4 separate regions of the Mus musculus genome follow, and all the other regions are linked to region 1. A link is a loop called in an ENCODE intact Hi-C map of the cell type or tissue named here. Cell type or tissue: gastrocnemius. All regions are shown on one strand.

The links. Peaks named below come from ENCODE experiments on the same cell type or tissue, not always from the same donor. Only the 100,000 strongest peaks of a DNase experiment are listed, where the experiment ranks them.
Region 2: a loop joins it to region 1, with 9 times the contacts of the local background. A loop is called at or near these places in 27 of 42 quality-filtered maps.
Region 3: a loop joins it to region 1, with 7 times the contacts of the local background. A loop is called at or near these places in 2 of 42 quality-filtered maps.
Region 4: it touches region 1 in a loop (7-fold over the local background); 25 of 42 quality-filtered maps call a loop at or near these places.

Annotation. Positions count from the first base shown.
Region 1 is chr12:12,940,486-12,945,485 of GRCm38, forward strand. It overlaps Mycn (v-myc avian myelocytomatosis viral related oncogene, neuroblastoma derived), which reads right to left and starts at 1,351. Exons shown (of 3, transcript NM_008709.3): 1 at 1,151-1,351; 2 at 1. RefSeq lists an enhancer at 2,122-2,150. In gastrocnemius, a CTCF peak has its summit at 2,119; DNase peaks (open chromatin) are centred at 227, 1,378, 2,086 and 2,934; H3K4me3 peaks cover 2,489 bases; H3K27ac peaks cover 2,066 bases.
Region 2 is chr12:12,620,429-12,625,428 of GRCm38, forward strand. No RefSeq gene overlaps it. Among named protein-coding and RNA genes, the nearest start is that of Gm34637, 47 kb to the right of the region's middle. In gastrocnemius, a CTCF peak has its summit at 2,721 (motif pointing right); DNase peaks (open chromatin) are centred at 98, 1,280, 1,580, 2,686 and 1 more place.
Region 3 is chr12:12,807,635-12,812,634 of GRCm38, forward strand. No RefSeq gene overlaps it. Among named protein-coding and RNA genes, the nearest start is that of Gm35155, 18 kb to the right of the region's middle. In gastrocnemius, no CTCF peak of the experiment used is centred here; DNase peaks (open chromatin) are centred at 2,649 and 3,485; H3K4me3 peaks cover 906 bases; H3K27ac peaks cover 829 bases.
Region 4 is chr12:13,212,389-13,217,388 of GRCm38, forward strand. No RefSeq gene overlaps it. Among named protein-coding and RNA genes, the nearest start is that of Gm24208, 34 kb to the left of the region's middle. In gastrocnemius, no CTCF peak of the experiment used is centred here; DNase peaks (open chromatin) are centred at 2,417 and 2,716.

The DNA.
Region 1 (5,000 bases):
TCTACAACCAATAGGCAAACCAAGAGAGAATGAGCCAAAGGGGTGGGTTGGTGGGGACAGGCAGTGGGAGCCCCCAATCTCTTCTGCAAGCTCCCCACAGCTCTGGAAGGTGGGAGAAAGTTGAGCGTCTCCCCTACTCCCTCCTTTTGTGTACAAGCTGTCTAAGACTGGGAGTGGGAGGGGGCTTGCAGATGCAGGGGGTGGTGTGGCTCTCTGCAACTTTGGAAACTGCCGTTTCATTCACACAAGGCACTGCCTGGGGGAGGGGGGCTGTTCAAGCTGCAGATCTCAGCTCTTACTAGCGCGACTACCCCACTTGCACTAGTTGCTTAAAGGAAGTCCTTGCTCTCTAGCCCAGCTACCAGGCATGGGATTGAAGTACCTTTCATTCCCCTTTTGCAGAAATGCGATCACGGGAGCGCAAACGCTAACGGGGTTCAGGAAACTTTATTAATTATTAAGGGCCTTTCTCCAGTCAGACCAACAACAGGCAATTACATACAACCCTCTCCACCTAGACCTAGAGCCTCAATCTTGGCAGATACCCTTGGTACTCATCGCTGCCTATACCTATACCCTTTCCATTCCCCTTCCTTCAGAGACCTCAACCTCTTCAACAGGCGGGGGGAAAGGCTGAACCCCATCCCTAGGAATGGTGCAGGGTCGCCGGCGAGAATCGCGTCTCCTAAGCCGGAGCAGCCGTGACCTACATTATCACTCAGGCACCTAGCTTCGCCTAACCCCTTTTCCTTCTTTCCCCGCGGCACCTTTTGGAGAACCCCAGCTTGGGGTGGGGACGCACCGGTTCCCAGTCACCTCACACTCAGACAAATCTTGTGGAGCCGGGCGAATTTCTTTTCGCTAAAGCTATTTCTCTGCCTGGGCCAGGGCTGTAAAAGGGATTAGGGCGGGTCTCTTCCAGCCAGGGTGCCTTCGGGTGCTGAATAGGCTTTTCAGGAAAAAAAAAAAAACAAAAAACCCAGATGGTTTTGTTTCGGAAGCAGACGCGGTGTGTTGCCCCCTTACCCCCTCCCCCAGAAAAGCCCGGCATATTTGGGTGCAGGGTGCGGAGCCGCGTCCAGGGGCTTGCCTAGCCGCAGCGCTCCGCCGTTCCCCGGGCGCTCGAAGCTTCGCAAGTACCGCTTCTTACCTCCCGCAGACTGCCGGGGATCCGGAGGCGACTCGGGGCTGGGGTCTCCGGGTGGGCTGAGGGAGCGGCGGCGGGAGGGGGTTGTCCTCCGGCGGCTGCAGTGTGTGCGCGCTTACGCCTGGCTAGCGCTCGTTCGGCTCCAACCCAGTTCCCAGGAGCCCCCCGCATCCACCCAGCGCGTCCAGACAGATGACTGTCACTGGCTGCGCTTTGAAGCTCGGGGGATATTATTAACTGAAAAAATCTGACACACCCGGGGGGCGGGGAGAGAAGGGGGCTGTGGCGCAGACGAGGGGGAGGGAGAAAGGCAGAGGCAAGAGGCTTTTCCCCGCCCTCTTGATTTCCATAAAAATCAGGGGAGGCGCCAAAGCCTTTCGCGCCAAAAGCCATTTGCTTTTCTCTTTTTTTCCGACTCTCTCTCTCTCTCTCTCTCTCTCTCCCTTCCCTCCTCCCCTCTTCTCCTCTCCCCCTCCTCCCCTCCTCTCCTCTCCCCCTCCGTCCCTCCCTCTCTCCCCCTCCCCCCTCTCGTTTTTCAGACTGCAAGCAGCAAAGCTGGGAAACCCGAGGAGTGCTTCCCCCTCCCTTTTGGACCCCCTGGCTTGCACCCGCTGCACTCCGTGTTTTTTTTTTTTTAAAGGTCGCTGGGTGTGTTCTGGGAATGGGAAAAGAGGTTTCTAGCCCAGTCCCTGCGTGGACTGCGCGCGAGTGTATGTTTGTGTGAAAGATGAGCTCCAGGCTAAAGTGGAACAAGGCCTGGTCGAGGGGCTGTTCGTGTGTGATCTCGAAGGAAGGCGACACAGGAGTGCAAAATGGGAGGCCGAGGACGCGCCCACGTAGAAACAGACCGCAGGAGGTTTCTAGTTTCAAATTGAAAGGAAGGGGCGCCCCCCTTGTTTGAAAATAAATAAGTGCGGGCTACGAGGGTGGCGCCTTACCGCTTTCTTCGGCCGAAGGCGACACCTCGCGGAGACCAAGCAGAAAGCGGAGCCGCACCGCCCAGCCTCGGAGCCCGAGTGGGGCCACCCCCGCGAGACAATTAGCGAATCCTTGCTACCGCGGAAGGGATTGTGAAACGCGTGGAGGGACGTCCCCTGAAGTCGCGCCCACCGTTCCCAACAAAAGCCTTTCCGAAGCCAGGGTTGAATTACGGACCGCTGCTTTCCTTGCCCAAATCACTGACTGCTCTGTATACCTCGAGTTCCTACGGATGGTGACATCAAGGAAAGCCATCATTAATTTGGCCTCTTTGTGTCCCATTTGCCTCACTTACGAGCTGGCGTGAACAGAGAGAGCGCGACATCTTATTTAGACTAGAGCAGGGTGCGTGTATTCTTTCCTCACAGCCGTGGGCACATTTCCCTCCCTCCCCATCCCACAGCGTCTCACTTCTGTCTAGGCAAGCATGCTAAAAGGTTTGTTTCCTAAATGTGGGGCTAAAAATAAATGCTCTTGCCCCACAAAACTTTCCAGGAGTAACCTGGGTCCCTGGGTGAAGCCCTTTTTCAACACACATTCTCAGTAGGGTGGGATTTATCCTTAAACCCTTAAGCTTGTTTGTGGGGAAGCGTCTCCATTTCCCTCTAAATTGAAAATGACACCCCTCATTCACCTCCAGCGAGGAAGAAGAGAATGCCTAGAGAGTCAAGGTCAAAATGTGTATTAGCATGTGTGAAAGTCTTCCCATCTGTCCCCGAATGCCTACATAATTCTGGGGACTGCGGCAGGTTCTAGGAAGTAGCCGTGAATGAGGGTGAGCCACCCTTCCAAGGCCTTTCTTATTGGGCTCACATATGTAAAACCCATTACCTTTGCAAAAGCCTTTAACACCCTCATTTTCACACCCCTGGCCTCTTCCAAACCGAGACCTCCCGCTGAATTCTCCCTCAAGATGCTGGCTCTCTGAAAACTTTGCCTCAGATTGTAATTATACATACACAGCAGGGGCTGTATGGTAAGTGTTCCTGGATGCCGCTGGAGGTAGGCTCCATTGAAAGGAACCCTTTTAGACAGCCAGATCTGGCAGGTTAGTTTTGTTTATTAGTGGCACAGTGGGGGAGAGATAGGTGTGGCTCCCAGAACCTTTTCTTTTTGTTGTTGCTTTGGGGGGGGGGGGAGGAGAGGTGTTTCTGTTTGTTTTTTGAGCCGAGGTCTCATATAGTCCAAGATGACCTTGAACTCTATTTTTATTGAGGAGGATGACCTTGAATTGATCCTCTTGCCATTACCCAAACTCTGGGACTACAGGTCTGTGCCACCACATCTGGCTTCTAGAATCTTCCTCAGAACTTCAGCAGCGGACACGTAAAGGACACTTTGACCAGCCTACTAGAACTCCCTCAAGCAGCAGGGGACTGGGAAAGTCGGCTAAGATGGCCTGGTTAGTTATGGATAAAGTTCTCTCTCCACACCTGTGCTCTTCACTCTGCTAAAAGATAAGATGTTTCAGAAAAGAGGGGACAGAGAGAAGGTGACCTGGTTACTTGCTCTATATGCCTCTGAGCAAATCGTTTATCTTCCTTGGACCTTAATCTCTAATCTCCGGCTCTTAATGCAAACCAGCAATTACTGAAATTACCAGCAAGTCTGAATCTGAAGGTTAGCAGAATGATAAAAGTCAGAAAGTATTTATTGGTACCTTCATTGGCAGGTGGAAAGATAAAAGGCTGTGCATAGAGAAAAATTACCTAATGCCCATTCTTGGTGGATTTGCCCAGAAACCCAACTATTCTTCTTACAAATAAATGTTGACGCACTCACTTCACGATTCCAAGGGGCACACACACAAATGAAAGGAGTCTTTGGTGGTCTTCGAAACCAAGACTTTGTTCACATCTTAAGACCCAATGTGGACCAGGACAACAGCTTCATGGACCTCACCTACACTAGAAAAAATAGACACACACCCAACAGGAATGGCTCCTTTAAGAATTAAAGAGTGGATCTGGTTTATAAATAAAATGATGGGGGGATGTTGCATTACTCTTCCTTCTTTCCTTCCTTCCTTCTTTCCTTCCTTCCTCCCTCCCTCCCTCCCTCCCTCCCTCCCTCCCTCCCTCCCTCCCTTCCTTCCTTCCTTCCTTCCTTCCTTCCTTCCTTCCTTCCTTCCTTCCTTCCTTCCTTCCTTCCTATATTTCTTTCTTTACCAAATGAAATAAATAAAGACAGCTCACAGGTACACAAACCCAGGAGGATTTAATCCATCATGGTTAGTAGACCAACAACCTCATCCAGCTTTTGGGTTTCTTCTGGGACTATTTTACTGAGTCCAAATTTCTCCTGCCCAAATAAAGGCACAGTCCCTTGTGGTACTGTACTCCAGCTCTCGTGAGGCTGAGGCAGGGAGTCCGAAGTCATCCTGGACTATACCACAAGACCCAGGCCCAACAAAATAAAGGACTTGTAATTTTTGCTTAAAATAGTTGAAAAATCCCTGGGACCCAGTTGGTAAGCTAGCTCAGGTGGTAAGGACCCTTTCCTCTATGTCTAACTGCCTGAGGCCCCATGCACGTGGTGGAAGGGGAGAAAAGACTCCTGCAAGTTGTTTGCTGATCTCTGCATGCATTCTGAGGCAAACAGGTCAACACATATACATACTAAAAAAAAAAAAAATCCTGCAGATTAATTGACTTTATTTTTTTAAAAAGTCGGGGATAGGGGAGGACGATGAGGAAGTATTGTATGAAAGAAAAAAAGACAGAGGAGGAAGAGGAGAAAAGAAAACTTATATTCTGCATTGCACAAAAAAAGTAAAATATGAAAATAGGTTGGCTTTTAAGATTTGACTGCAAAAAGTAGAACTATCAAAACAGACAGATTAGCATAGTAGAAAATACACTGAACAATATGTCAG
Region 2 (5,000 bases), 320 kb before region 1:
CTGGACCATATGTTCCCACATGACAGCTGTTTGACAGCCTCTGCTGAGGGAACAGGGTCTTCACCACCCAAATTTGATAAACGTTCATTTCTGCTGTCTGTTCCACTTAGGACCATCTGTCAGTATGGCATGGTGTCTTTGCCTAGCCTGGCAAGATGCTGAAGCTGGACCACCAAGGACGGTTCAGAGACAATGCTGCTGCCAGAGAGGGATGGGAAAAGGGGATGGATGGGAGAAAAGAGTATCTTCTGGGCCAAGGAAGAGAAAACCTGGGCTGCCCAGCCTTCCCTAGAATGAACAAGCACACCTGGGAGATAGCCAGTGCTTCTTATACCTCCTCATGCTCTTAAAAATGCCAGGAGAGCTTGCATGAGCACATAACCTGACACAGAAAATGTGGGTTAGAGCACTCCTGATAAGCCCATACACCTTCCATGATAGTAGCAAGATTATAAAGAATGACTGGTTCCATATCTAGTGGCTCAAGAGACTCATGTTCAGAGAACACTTTATAATTGTTCCCATCCTGAAGAAAGCAGAAGGCTAATGGGCTGAAGATGATAGGCTTCCAGAATGAGCACTGGTCATGGTGGCTATCCCCACTCTCAGTTATACCCTGACTAAATCCCCCTGCCACAGATAAACGGCACAACAGCCATATCCCCACTTATGATGTCTTATAAAGAAGTGCATAATGAATACAATAAAGAGGTAGCTGGAAAACCAATAATGCCACATAGCTCCAACAATGCCCACAGAGCTTAGAAAGGGGCAGAATCAGTGTGGGGTTGCTGAGGATAGAGGGAGGCAGGAATGCAGAGTGAACAGAACTCTAAAGATAGAACTCGCCCATTTCCCTCCAGCCTCAGGCTCTCTCTGAAAGAGTTGCTAGGGAGGTAACCAGGAAGTACTTCCTTTGGGGTTATAGGAAAGTGTATGTATTCGCCTGGAAGCAGGGCAACATAAATAATTCCCCAAATCACGTTGTCAAGCAAGAATTTCAGGGGAGACATCAACCAGCGCCATCCACTCCATCCGAATTGCTCTCGAAGCTGAAGAGCTCAAACCCGAGCTCTCATAATTCTTCTTTAATTGTTAAGGAACTAATTAAACCCACGGCATCTCTGTTAACTGAGTTTTATGATGTTAATTTCTCCACTGGACAAGCTAAGTCTAGCACCAGGTGCCTGAACTGCCGGCTTCTGGCTCTAGACAAAAGGTGTTAATATCTTCAATGAACATGGCAAGGTACCCACAGGATTCCAAGCGATTTACCAACAGCTCCCGCCAACTGCCACAGGGCTGGGTGCCGGCAGCAGAGTAGCACCCTTCTGGACTTCCTCCCTGTGGGCCTTTTCATTTAGCACCTAGGCACACGGGTGTTTCTGCGCAGGACCACCAGACTGAACGGAAGCAAGCAAGTGCATCGTTTGGAACTATTTACATTTTCCTCCAAAACTGTTCTCAACTCCTGTAGTTTAGCTAGGACGGGAACCTCAGTGACGGTCATTGGTGACTCTAAGCATGGAACCATGCACAACCCAAATAGGTCTTCCTGCCCCTGCCCCTGAAGAACCCTGCAAGCAGGTAGAACCCAGAAGCTCAGGCAGAGCAATAGACCCGTGCACCTCCCTGCCCCTGTTCTAACCTAACGTCTAATGCTAAGAGGCAGAGTCGGGATGAAAACTCAGCAGGCAACTAACTCCTAGAACCATGAACTGGAGAGTTTAGAAATCTGTATCTACTCTCCCCTTGTAGAGCAAGGTGCTCCAGACAGCAGAGGGAAGATGCTTACAAGCACAGAAAGCAGGGCGTGCATGGTAATTCTGAGACCAGAGCTCCTTCTTACCTGTCATGTCTAGACTTTATTCAGCTAATGTCCCCAGACAGATAGATGCTGGGTGTACTTCCGGGTTCTTAAAGCCACACATAGCCTATCTCGTTGGAGGCAATTGAGTTTCTCCAACAAAAAGACAAGTCTGAACTTCATCCCACAGGTAATTAGCAGACAGCCCCTGGGACAAAAGCCTGTGGCAACTGAGTCCTCAGTCCATCTAGGTATGACAGCATAAGAGTAGCCCCTTGTATGTGCTTAAGACAGACACCAAATGAACAAAGGCCAGGTGCCCAGAGACAACTCCAAACACACCCCTTCTATGTCTTTTTTCTTGACTGTTTTTTTTTTTCCAACTGAGAACATAAAATAAAAAATATGTCACTGAATCTGAGAATATCTGGGGACCTCCTTGGTTACTTTTCTGATGATGATTTCTATCCCTCAAACAAAAACAAAAAGGGAAGTATGTGGGGGCAGGGGACCCTAGCTGTTTCTGCCTCTGCTTTCCAAAGGAACACATCCCTTACATATTTTAGCTGCCTCGGGACTCAAGTGTGCTTACAGTGGCCCCAGCTCTTAGCTTTTGGAAAGGCATCAGAACCTCTGGATGAAAGAAAGCCATGGCTCCCCACTGGAGCTGCCTAGCAAGTTTGAAGAGCGGTGCCCACAGCCGACAGACAGGGACTACTGATTAGGTTTCCAGCCTGGCATTCAGGGAAGGGAGGATCCAGAGCCAGACGCTAGGCCAAAGGGTGTGTGTGTGTGTGTGTGTGTGTGTGTGTGTGTGTGTGTGTGTGTGTATGAGGAGGGTTGGGAGTGCTGGTGAGGGGACAAGTTGTGACTCCATAGTAAGCTCATCTCCAGAAGGTGGCGCTGTGCTTTAAGACAGGCTAGCCAGAGGGATGAAGCTGCTGCAAGACAGGCTAGGATTTCAGAAAAGAATGTTTAAGAATGCAATGCAGAGCTGGAGAGGCCCTACAGTAGCATTCTAGACTAAGCCTATATCACTAACTGGGAAACACAAGCCCCGAGAAAGAAGAATGCTTTCTACATTTGCACAGACCACGGTGTAGAACTCATTCTTTCAACTCCTCATGTCCTACACCAGCTCTGGGTAAAATTGAAATAAGAGAGTGAGAATGAGAGTGGCCTTGTCACAGAGAAGGTCGGCCTCAAACACTGAGGATCCAAAGAGAAGGAACAAGCTTCCCACGTGGGGAACCTGCCTGAAGAAGGGACCGTTGTCAGTGGTCTTGGAAGCATGATAGTCATGCCTCAGAATTCATGACAGAAAAATAAAATAAAAGCCCTGGGTTCCCCTCCTGGTGACCACTGTGCTACTGGCTATTCACAGCTCATCTCTGAGCCTTGATGACTGCATCAGAATGGGAGGGAAATATCTCCCTCCTAGAATCCTATCTGAGACTATCTAGACTGGCATGTCCAGTACAGTGTAGGAAGGCAGTGAGACATCAGACAGGACCAACTCTTTTTTCCTCCCTGGCTTCACTGTGAGGCGCATTTTCCCAGGGAGTCTCACACATGTGGACTGGGAGTGAGCAGAGCACAGTGGATACAAGTCCCTGCTCTCAGGACAAGAAGCTTCAGTGACAAGGCCATGGGAAGGCAGAGTGAAAGGCTACAGGTTGGGCTCTTGGAGATGCTTCATTCAGTAAAGGGTTTGCAGCAAGGACCGGAGTTTACTCAGTACCCAAGTAAAAAGGACGACTGACTTGGGAGGCATACCTGATCCGAACCCGGGGGAAATGGATCTCCGGGGCTCACCAGTCAGCCCGGCCTGGATGGCCAGTGTTGGGTACTGAGAGGCCATGTCTTAAAAACAAGGTGGATAGTTAGTACCTGAGAAACCACAGCCAAGTGTTCTCTGACTTCTATGCACACACACACATACATACACAGTCACATACACACACATAAACACACAATACACACACACATAGTACACACACACACAAACACACAGTACACAAACATGTGCACACATGCCCATGCGTGACAGGTGCCAGGCAAAGGACTAAACTTAGAGGACAGGCTTTATCCTACAGAGTTAGAAAAACAGAATGACAAGATTGTCACTCCCTCCACCAAGCCCTTCGCTACAGCAGCAAACACCCGCAGACACCTGCACACTCAAGTGCACACACATACATACACTGAGACCTGAAGCAAGTGACGTGACTGCCAAAACACCAGGTCAGACAGCCCGGCTTTCCCAGAGGCTGGTATGCCACAGGGAGCCTTCAGTGGCTGCCTCCCCACTCAGCCAGTTCACGTGCTCTTTTCAACCACTGACTTTCATTCAGGGTCCACAGGAGCAGGAAAGCTTTATCACCATCCTCTCCACACACAAAAGACCAAGCCTTGAAAGGGTCTCCCTGGGACCACACAGCTCGGCAGCCCATTGGTAGAACAATTGTTGAGAACAGTCTCACTCATCCCTGCCTGCCTTTTCTTCCTCGTTCTCTTTTTTTTCGTTTGTTTGTTTGTTTTTGTTTTTTGTTTTTGAAAGGATGCTGAGCCTCAGGTGAGAGGGTATGAGAGGAAAGTAACAGAGACCCTGGGGCAACAGCTCCCATCTCCATGTCCCTCTGTCTGCTCCATTAGTCTGGCTAACTCCTTGTCCACCTACAAGTGTTCATGATATGTCCTAGGGCATGCTTTATGTAGGCAGGACTTTCTAGGCTATCTTTTGGGGCTAGCAAGAGATCACCTTAAGGGTGAGAGGAAACTGGCTTTTCCCTAACCACACTCAGCGCCCTGTAGGCTGCTGAGCCCCAGTGCTATGATCCTTCATTAGGTTCCCCACTGTTACTGCTGATTAATAATTGCTCTCAGGAAGTACCATCCTGGCTCCTTGAGTGCAGAGACATAAGCTCCCTGAGGACAGGACTTTACCCACAGCCAGCTAGCTGGGGGTTTGCAAGTGTTGGAGGGTATGTGACTGGGTCCAGACCCTCTTGCTACCTACCATTTGTATGGGTACTACAGTCATCTCCATCCCCCCAGGACACCAGTTTCCTCCAGCTTTGAGGTACTCTACTTTATGGCCAAAAACTCTTAGAGGAACTAGCTTTGAGGAAAGGCTGAACAAACATTTGTACTATTGGCATTTCTCACAAGCCCCGACTTATCATTTACAGTG
Region 3 (5,000 bases), 130 kb before region 1:
ATGAGAAGTTGGCCTGCCTGGGATATATAGTAAAACCCTATTCTGAGAAAGCAAGAGAAGAGAAGAAGAAAAGGGAAGAAGTAATAGGAGGTAGATGCCAAAAAAGGCATCTGGAATAACAAGATGTAGATGCTTTTCCCCCCAGGACATGGCTCAGACCTGACTTAGCCACATGAAGACTGTCCACTGAACAACTTGGATCTAGGAGCCAGCCTCAGGCCAAGCCAGCCCCTTCTGACAGTATAATCTATTCCCCACTGTCTTTCTGAGGTGACTTGCCTGCTGCATCTTTCTGGATAGACTCAATACATCCCATTCATAAAGAGAGGCCAGAACAGAAACTCATGGGTATCTAGCCTGTGCAGAGCATGCTCATCTTTTCCTGGATCCTGGAAGACAAGTTTTGACAGATGAAACCTAAAGATTCTGTTCTCTGCAGACCTCTGAGCCCATGAGCTGCTCACCTGTGAGACAACAGCCTACTCTTGTCTGTGAGAAAGACAGTATGAAGACCTGGTTACTGGAAGACTCCTAAAGAGTCCAATATCCAGACAAAATCACACACACCACTTCCTGTGCCCTTGGTCTCATGCTTGACAGCAAAGGATTTCTGGACAACTTTCTCAGCCCACGTTTATTCCTGAGGCAAAGCAGAATGTGATGGACCGCCCACATATGCTAAGCATGAGATGTTACAAGCTTATGATGACTATCCAAGACATTAAGATCCAGCAAAACATATCACTTGCTATCCAAGCTTGCCAGGAAGCACTTAACAGACTGGTGCAGCGGTTGCTGGGACTTCCATTCTAAAGGCACAGCTAGAATGACCGAATCAACAGAACAGAATTTCTTCGTAATAATGGAAACCAAGAGTCTGAAATCAACACATTAGTTGGGTTGGTTTCTCTCCTAAGGCCTTGACCCATAAGCTGTCTTCATTTTTACCCTGGGTATTTATTTGCAAGCACTGTGTGTGTGTGTGTGTGTGTGTGTGTGTGTGTGTGTGTGTGTGTAAGGATATACATGCTCACATCTGTACACATGCACATGTGTCATATGACATTTATATCAGATCTTCCTCAGTCACTCACCATCTTACTTTTTGAGACTAGGTTTCTCTCTCACACTGAGCCTGGAAGTCAGAGATCCAGCCACACTAGCTAGCTGCTGAGCCCTGGAAATCTACTTCCCCAGAGCTATCGGTATTATAGGCTAGTTGGGTCACACTGGTTCTGGGGGATCAAACTTGCATCATCATGACTTGGACAACAAACACTTTATCAACTGAGCCACCACCCAGGTATAGACTCTTATATGGACACCAATTGACCTTAGCCTTCCTAATGCTTCAACCCTCTAATACGATTCCTCATGTTGTGGTGACCCCCAGCCATAAAATTATTTTAACTGCTCCTTCATAACTGTAAATTTTGCTACTGTTATGAATTGTAATACATGTATCTGATATGTAGGATATCTAATATGCGACCCTGTGCAAGGGTCCTTCTATGCACAAAGTGGTGGTGACCCAGAGATTGAGAACCCTGGCTTAGGGTTTGTGTCATTTGAACTATCTTACGTGCATTAAAACCTCATCTCCAGATACAGTCACCTTCTGACTTCCCAGTGGTTAGGCCTGCCAGATGTGGATGGAGGGGACTGAGGTTCAGCTCAGCCACAGTGGCTGGGAAGAGCCTGGGCATGGGGACTAGATGGGAAACGTTAAAATTCTAGCACCCAACTCACTTTAAGAAGATGCGAGGGCAGAGATCCACACCCCTGTAATCAGAGGAGAACGTGATGATACAGCGTCAACCTCTAGGGTCACAGATAGGCTTCTTCTAGAACACCAGGGAGACTTCCTGATGAAGATGCCATCTAACACACTCTCTCACTACATCAGACGCACCAAAGGGCATCTCTCACCCTGGGGCCAGTGAAAGAGTGTCATGGGTTTCCTAAGGAATTGTATGGGTTATTCCGCCAGTCTTGGTTGCGCTCAAGCCACAGCTTCTTAACAGTGTGAACGGAGCAACTCGGTCTGTTCTCTAGGTCTGAGACGCCAGGACCAGGGGATCCTGGTGGACAGTATGAGAACCTATTTGATCGGATCACTGCTTTTTAGACTTGAATGGGCGAGTACAGATATAGCAGCTCTGGTTAACATGCAAATTCTGAACCAGCAGGATAAGGCCTGGGATTCTTCTCTTCTACCCTCCCGTTCTACCTCCCTCCCTCTCCCTCCCTCCCTCCCTTCGTCCCTTCGTTCCTTTGGTCCTTCCTTCCACCTGTATGTAGCCCCAGAATTCCTCCTATGATCCAGACGCTCATTTACACTGCCTCACCAGGCTGAGATCCATATTTCTAAAGAGCCCCTGGCCCAGGTCCTGGGGGTGACCCTTTGAATCAGAAGGGCCTCTGCTGCTTAATCCCCGAAAACATTTCCCCTGAACCAAAGTGAGTATATTTTAAAATTTGACAGACACATGCCGGTGGCCAGGCCACCGGCAAGGTTCCGAAGCCTCTGCGGTCCCAGGCATAGTGAGCCTTTAGTTTTGGATAGGAGCAGGGAGGAAGCTGGGGGTGGGGCAGGCTGGAAGAGAGCCTGGCTGTTTACGCAGGGCAGAGGCGAGTTTCCATGGTTAATAGCTGGCACCAACCTCCGGTGTCTGCCAGCTGCCTGCCCTCCTGGCCCGACAGCACCCAAGGCCAAGGGCAAGCCAAAACAGCCTGGGCAGCGGGTATATCTGACTGCAGCGGGCATTAGAGTCTGCATTGGCAGGAGCAGCCTGCTGGGTAAACATCATTCTGTGATAGGTTTTTTTTTTTTCCCTCTTCAAACAAGCTCTCTTCAGCACTAGCCACATAACCCTCCACAAGGCCTCTCAGTGCTGTTGACACAAAGGCACGAATGGTGTCATTCCAACCCAAAGATAAAAGGGACCCTCCCTCCCGTGGTGGTGGGCACTTCCTCCCGGGAGGAACACCAGCCATCAGGAAATTGACCAGGCCAGTCTGAGCCTCCTCTGAGGCGGAGCTTGGGGTTTTGTTATTTCTAGTGGATTGCTTTCTCCCCAAAGCTCCCCTTGTTTCATGCGGCTCGGTCAGCAGATATGTCAGCGGTAGACAATGGCCTCTTTCTACAGACAATGGTCAGCATGAGGAATGTCGAAGAAGGAAGGGCAGGGCTTCGTGTGGGACAATCTAGCTTTCAGAACCAGTGACCAAGTGGGTGCTGTAGGGAGGGTCCCGCAGTCCCCGGGCAGCCTCTTCAAAGAAGTCATTTATGGGACGGCAGCCCCACAAAAAAAAAAAAAAAGACCACCGTTATTGAGGCTGCTTGCGTGCTGTTCACCTGCATGCCAGAGGAGAATTGTAATACCTGCTCTGTCGGGCTCCAGGAGCACCTGTGACCACAAGCCCTGCGGAGCAGACTTTGTTTAATGAAAAAGCAAACAGCTATTCAGCCCTCCCCTCCAGAGCAGACCGGACCCAACCCTCCAGCCTGGGCCTCCACTGGGCAGTGTCAGAGAGAAGAAAGGACTTATTCACGGCCAAGGTGGAAATGTGCCTTCTCCTGGGGAATTGTGTAACTGTTTTGTAGTGGGATCGACTGCAGTCCTCAAGGTCTTTTGGAGGGGAGGGTATAAAAGAAAAACAGATAAAAGGGCAGAGGCTGGAGCCAGCACTGATTTATTCCCTGCTGAATAACTGTCCTACCAAAAGCCACAGCCCCATTGTCGCATCACCTGGTTGCCGGGCCTCCAGTCCTCTGCAGTGCTTAGGGAATGAAATGATCTCCTCTGCAGTGCTTAGAGAATGAAATGATCGCTCGGCCTGCAGGCATTTCTCTAGCCCAGTGGTTCTCAACCTATGAGTCAAGACCACACTGCGATCACATATTAGATAGTCTGCATATCAGATATTTACATTGTGGTTCATAACAGTAGCAAAATTACAGTTATGAAGTAGCAATGAAACTGCTGTTATGTTTGGGGATCACCGCACCGAGAGGAACTATTTTAAGGGCTCCAGCATTAAGAAGGTGGAGAACCGCTGCCCTAGCACAACACTTGGTAGATCACAGAACGGTGAGTAAAGGATTCTCGAGTGAATGAAATATTTAGGAATCTCTAATTCTTTTCCTCCCAGCATAAACAAGAAAAAAATGTCTTCCACAACGTAATGTTGCCTACGTTGTAAATTGCATCTCTTTTTTAAAAAATTATTGATTTATTATATGTAAATACACTGTAGCTGTCTTCAGACACATCAAAAGAGGACATCAGATCACATTACAGATGGTTGTGAGCCACCATTTAGTTGCTGGGATTTGAACTCAGGACCTTTGGAAGAGCAGTCAGTGCTCTTAACCACTGAGCCATCTCTCTAGTCCATAAACTGCATCTCTTAACTAGCTCTAGTGCTTTTCTAATAACCCCCATAAATCCCCAGTGTTTCCCCTGTCCCCCAACTTCACCCCTGCCACTGCCTATAATGTCTTGAACCAGGAATTGTTGTACAAGCATTAAGCCTTCACCCCAGACATCCCAACCGCCAGTTACCGAAAGACTTCCCCACCCTGGACTTTCTGTAGAGAGCTGTTGAGTCTCTGCCAAAGAATCTCACTTTTAGAGTTGGGTCCTCTTATGAAAAGCTGCCACTCAAGGCTCATGGCCCCATCAGATTACCTGCCACGACTACCTGCATGCGTTCCTGGAAGCAGGGACTGAGTCTGGCTTTCCACCACCTGCCCAGTGAGACTAAGGGGCTGCTCTAGCCTCCATCAACAGAGAATGAGAGGACCAGTGAAGTCCTGGGTAACAAAGCGCTGAAAGCACGATCCAAGAAATCCCTCAGTCCTTGGCAGAGGGACTATTGGTCCTCAACAGTAAGTGAATATTGACTCAATAAATGGGTAGATCTCTATTCATTTGCTAGATAACTTCACATGCATATAATAATAGGTCCCCCACTCATCGACTAGAGGGAATTTC
Region 4 (5,000 bases), 270 kb after region 1:
CACGATGAATTCACATATTTCTCTGGGAGTGTTGGTCCATCGTACCAGTGAAATCTCAGCCACAGCAAATTGGAACTTGGGGCCCATATGCTCAAAATCATGCTCAGATTTTGGTCAAAGGTTTTCTTGAGAAGGCTGAAAAAGCTGTGATTTTGTTTTTTTGTTTTTTGTTTGTTTGTTTGTTTGTTTGTTTGTTTTACTGAAAGTGGTCTATTCTTCCATTCTGTTGGGGTTATTACACTATGGGATATTGTTTCCTGCTCGGAGTGAAAAGTCTCGGTGTTTTTCTGTTGAAGGCCTCCATCATCTAAGCATGATAGTCTCGTCAGTTGGAAAAGGTCACAATGTAAGAATGCCTGCACACTGTAGAGGGAGAAGAGGCATTGTAGCCCAAAAGCCTCTCACTAGACCATTGGTTCCTAGCTTTCCTAATGCTGCAACCTTTTAATCCAGTTCTGCATGTTGTGGGGACCCCCAACTATAAAATCATTTCATTGCTACTTCAGAACTGTAATGGTACTACTGTTATAAATGGTAAAATAAATATCTGATATACAACTGTTGGTGGCCCACAAGTTGAGAACCACTGCTCTAGCAGCACCTTGACCCACCTGGAATAGGTATGTGACAGTTTTAGAGAGTTTAGAGCTAATTTGCTTAGTTAGTTAGTTAGTTAGTTAGTTAGTTAGTTAGTTAGTTAGTTAGTTTTTCAAGACAGGGTTTCTCTGTGTAGCCCTGACTGTCCTGGAACTCACTTTGTAGACCAGGCTAGCCTCGAACTCAGAAATCTGCCTGCCTCTGCCTCCCGTGTGCTGGGATTAAAGGCGTGCACAACCACGACCCGCTAGCTAATTTATAATGTGTAGGGGAGACAAAGAGATGAGCTGAGGTTTTCCTGGAGGGGCACAGCAGGAAAGCCCACCTTCCAGGGCTTGACAAACTCAACATCCAAGACCCTTGCGCCTCAGGCTCCTTACCTGAAAAAGGATAGCGCTGGCTCTTACATGAGTCAGAATCCAAAATATCTGGCTTCTGGGTGGCATTCCAGAGCAGACTTTTCATTCAAGGGGCTGGGTAGGATGACTCAGGGCCCTGACACTGGGTAAGATCCTGACAGTCAAGGAGGGAAGATCTCCCAGCAGGCAACAGCATAAGAATAAAGGCAGTCCTAGCACCATTACTTTCCAGCCATGTCATCTTTAAACTAGTAACTACCCTCTTGGTGATGCTTGGGAAATATGAAGGTAACCTAGCTTCTGGGTTGTTAGGACTGAACCAGAATGGGTACTTAGAATGATGCCAAGTTCACAGTATAGACCAATAAATGATACTTACTGTTTTTTACATAGGGGTTGGTGGTATGAATGGAGAGGATTTAAGGAGGAAGGTTGGGAAATAAAAGATTTAAGCGTCTTAGTTTGGATTTAATTAATAGAGGCCTATCTCACTTTCTTGGGTGGGTTTGACACAGATGATAAACTATATAACACTGAGTGTAATTTTAACTGTGCACTCAGTGGTAGAAACCAAATGAATTCTGTCACAGATTTAAATGGCCCCAGCAGAGGATGTTCTTGAGTTGGTGACTCAGTTCTGCTTCCATCACCTAAGAAGCTATTCAGTCATAGTAGAAGGTATATAGCTGGAGAGAAGCCATTCACTGATAGCAGAAGGTATATAGCTGGAGAGAAGCTATTCAGTGATAGCAGAAGGTATATAGCTGGAGAGATGGCTCCCACTTAAGAGCATTTGTTGATCTTGCAAAGGACCTGGGTTTGGTTCCAGCACCTATGTTGGCTCAAGTCATGTATAACGCCAGTTCCAGGAGATACAATATCATCTTAAGAGCTCTACAGGTACCAGGCACATAAAATATGCAAACACATCAAAGAAAGTTTAAAAAAAAAGATAGGAAGGAAGAAAGGAAGAAAAATAGAAGTTACTTGCTGAGAAGGGAGATTCTGAAAGACCATCCACGTTTTGAGTGTTCACATAAGTCCCCATGAGCTGCCATATGAAGTGACTAGGCTCATTGTCCAAGCTGTGCAAGCCCACACATCCTGCCCTTGTCCTCACCCATACCCACCCACAGGCAGGCAAGTCCACCAGGGCCATTCCACAAATTTCTAGCATGCTCTCCAGGGGCAATGGTGTAATTCCTGGGATCAGCTGCATAGGAGGCAAGAAAGCCGGTGGGTGTCAGCAATTAGTTAATGTGATACCCACCTCACTTCGTTCAGAGCTGGCCTTTCAGAGACAGGCAAAATCAAAGGAAATGACTGAGAAAAAGCACTCCAAGTTCTGGAGATGTTAATGAGCACAGCAATTAGCGTAAGCACGATCCTGACATGTATGGAAAATCTTTATACGGAGAAGTCTCCAATGGTGGGCCCAAGAGAAGGCGTGGGGTGGGGGGTAGTCCACCATACTGTGACAGGAGGAACCACCCAGGCACTAGCCATGTGGGGCCAATTCGCTAAGGAAAAAAAAAATTCCAATTCACACTTCTTGGCCTTCAAGATCTAGGTAAAAAAAAAAGCCACAGACTCTGACAAATGTAATGGGGAAATAATTCCTTGGAATCTGTGAATTTGCTTAGATGGAAAAGAGGCAAGTCAGGTAATCCTTAAGTGACCCCAAGTGGTAAAAATACACCAACACATGTGTTCAGGCCTTTGTGGGTATTCACAGCGCGACACTAGCACCACCTAGTGTACAGAACTGGGAAGTGAGCCACAAACCCACACACCCTGACTCTGGTTGTCTCCATTAGCACATAGGTTTTATTCTGCAGTGTTTTCTTGGTGCTGGGTTGTGAGCCAGTGGGAAAACGAGTAACAATTTATGGATGGACACACATTACAAGATTTGTTATTACAGTCTACAGTACTAATACCAATATTTTAAGTAAACAGTATGTAATGATACGGATATGATCCAATTTCTCCAAATTGCCTGGCTTTTAATGCCAAACAAAATATCTCAAACTGTAGTCTGAGACTGTAAGCCGGTCCTCGCTCAAGCATGTCTCAGGGTTCTTTAGCAAGCGCTTGTAAGTCTGACTGTGGCTAAGCATGCCATCTCATGAACTTTAAATGGCTTCTACAGGGCTTTCTTGCTAGCCCCCTTTACAACAATTTCCTCACAGTAAAAGATCAGAATCAGTTCCCACCAGTCCAGTACCACTTTGTCTAAACACAGAATTTCCCTTTATGTCCAGTCAGACTTTAAGCAGCTAACATCTGCGAGCAGCCAGGGAATCACAATATGTGGGGAAGGAAAAGCCAAACTCATGATGGCCATCACTACTTCAACACTCAAGTAATAGTCTCTCCTCCTCTAATCAGTTTCTATCCGAGATTCTCTACAAAACCCTGAATGCACACTCATGCACATGTGCATGCATGCATGCATAGGGATGGATCAGGCTCCACTTAAAACAGCTTGCTAGCATCACCTGGGACACCCAAGGCCTACTCCATCCAGAGCAGTCACGGCAGAGTTCCTGGAGGCAAGGTCTAGACAGACCCTGCACTTCATTTAAGGAATCTGGCTCTCATGTCCTTTGGGCCATCTTTAGGGTAAAAATTTGCCATGAGAAAAGCTCTGAGAGCTACTTCTGTGTTTCTCTCAGTGGTCCTGGGTTCTGTCCTTGAACTAACAGACTCTGATGTGAGTAGGTTAAAGAGAAGTCTGTAACTCTTATTGGGTCCTGCAGACCTCCTAGATTGCAAAATCTTTCAGATTTCTCTCAATAGTTTAACTAGAAGTGGAATATCAGAAACAAAGAAACTAAGGCTTTAAAGAATTTTAAATGAATCTAAAACAACTGAACAGAAATTGACAGCAAAATACTCAATCTTTTCCTCCCTTAAAGGAACCAACCCCCTACAGTGCCCTCTCTCCCTATAAATCCCATCCCTCCTCCCCACCCCACCCCCCAGGAACCCCCTTTAGTTCCCTCATCTCTTCCTCCCTTGAAAGACATCCTTCACAATAGCAAACTAGTATCCCTCCCTTTCCTTCCTGGACCATTGCATTTTTGTTCCAATAGTCCCTCCTCCACTCCCACGAAACCAGATCACTTCGGGACTGCTACTAGTCCTTTGGAAAATGACATTATCTAGTCAAACGATAAGATTGCTGTAAGGAAATCTACCCTGGGTTTCCTTGTGCATTTACTCTTTTTTTTAATTTATTTAATGTATCTTATCAAATGACAATGAAGCACATAATTTCTCTAAGTCAAAACAAGGCAAGGAATGTGACGAAATGGTTCTACCCATTTCCAATTGGCCAGGAACCAATTCTTTTCTTTCTTTTTAAATCTGGGGCAGACTGAGTCATTGCCACATAGTTCTACCTTGAAAAGGGAAAAAAAGAAAAAAGAAAAAAAGACCGACTTCAAGCTTAGATCTTAGTTTATATTTAGCTTATAACCCATAATATAGTGGCCGGGTGGGGGTAGGAAGGGTGGGGGTGGTGGCAGTCACAGGGAAGGAGCAGGGTACAGAGTCAAGTGGGAAGTGCCTCCTATCTGCTTCTCACTAGCACTGATCTATACTCTATAAACACACAGCAAGGTTTAAGTACAACAAGTTCTATTTTAATTCATAAAATATATTCCACAAGGCTCTTCCTGGGTTGTTAGTGTGACTGTCAATCAGCACAACCCCTTCAGAAAGTAATCTGGCACTGGCGGTCTGGTCCTGGAAAATATCCAGTGTTCAGTCTTGAATTCAGTGTTCAAGACAACATTCTGAGAAGGTACGCACTGCAGCACTGTACAAGGACAATGGAAATAATGTAAATAACAAGAAATACGGTACGAGTGCCCCTCATCTACTGAACTTTCGCAGAACGCCTGATAGGCTGCTGAATAATGCACATTCTTTTCCTTTTCATGAAGGAACCACAGCTTAGAGAAGCTGTGACCTTGCGCTCTGATATACTGAAGCATGGGCTCATGCAGATTCCACCCAGGCCACAGTGACTGAAGC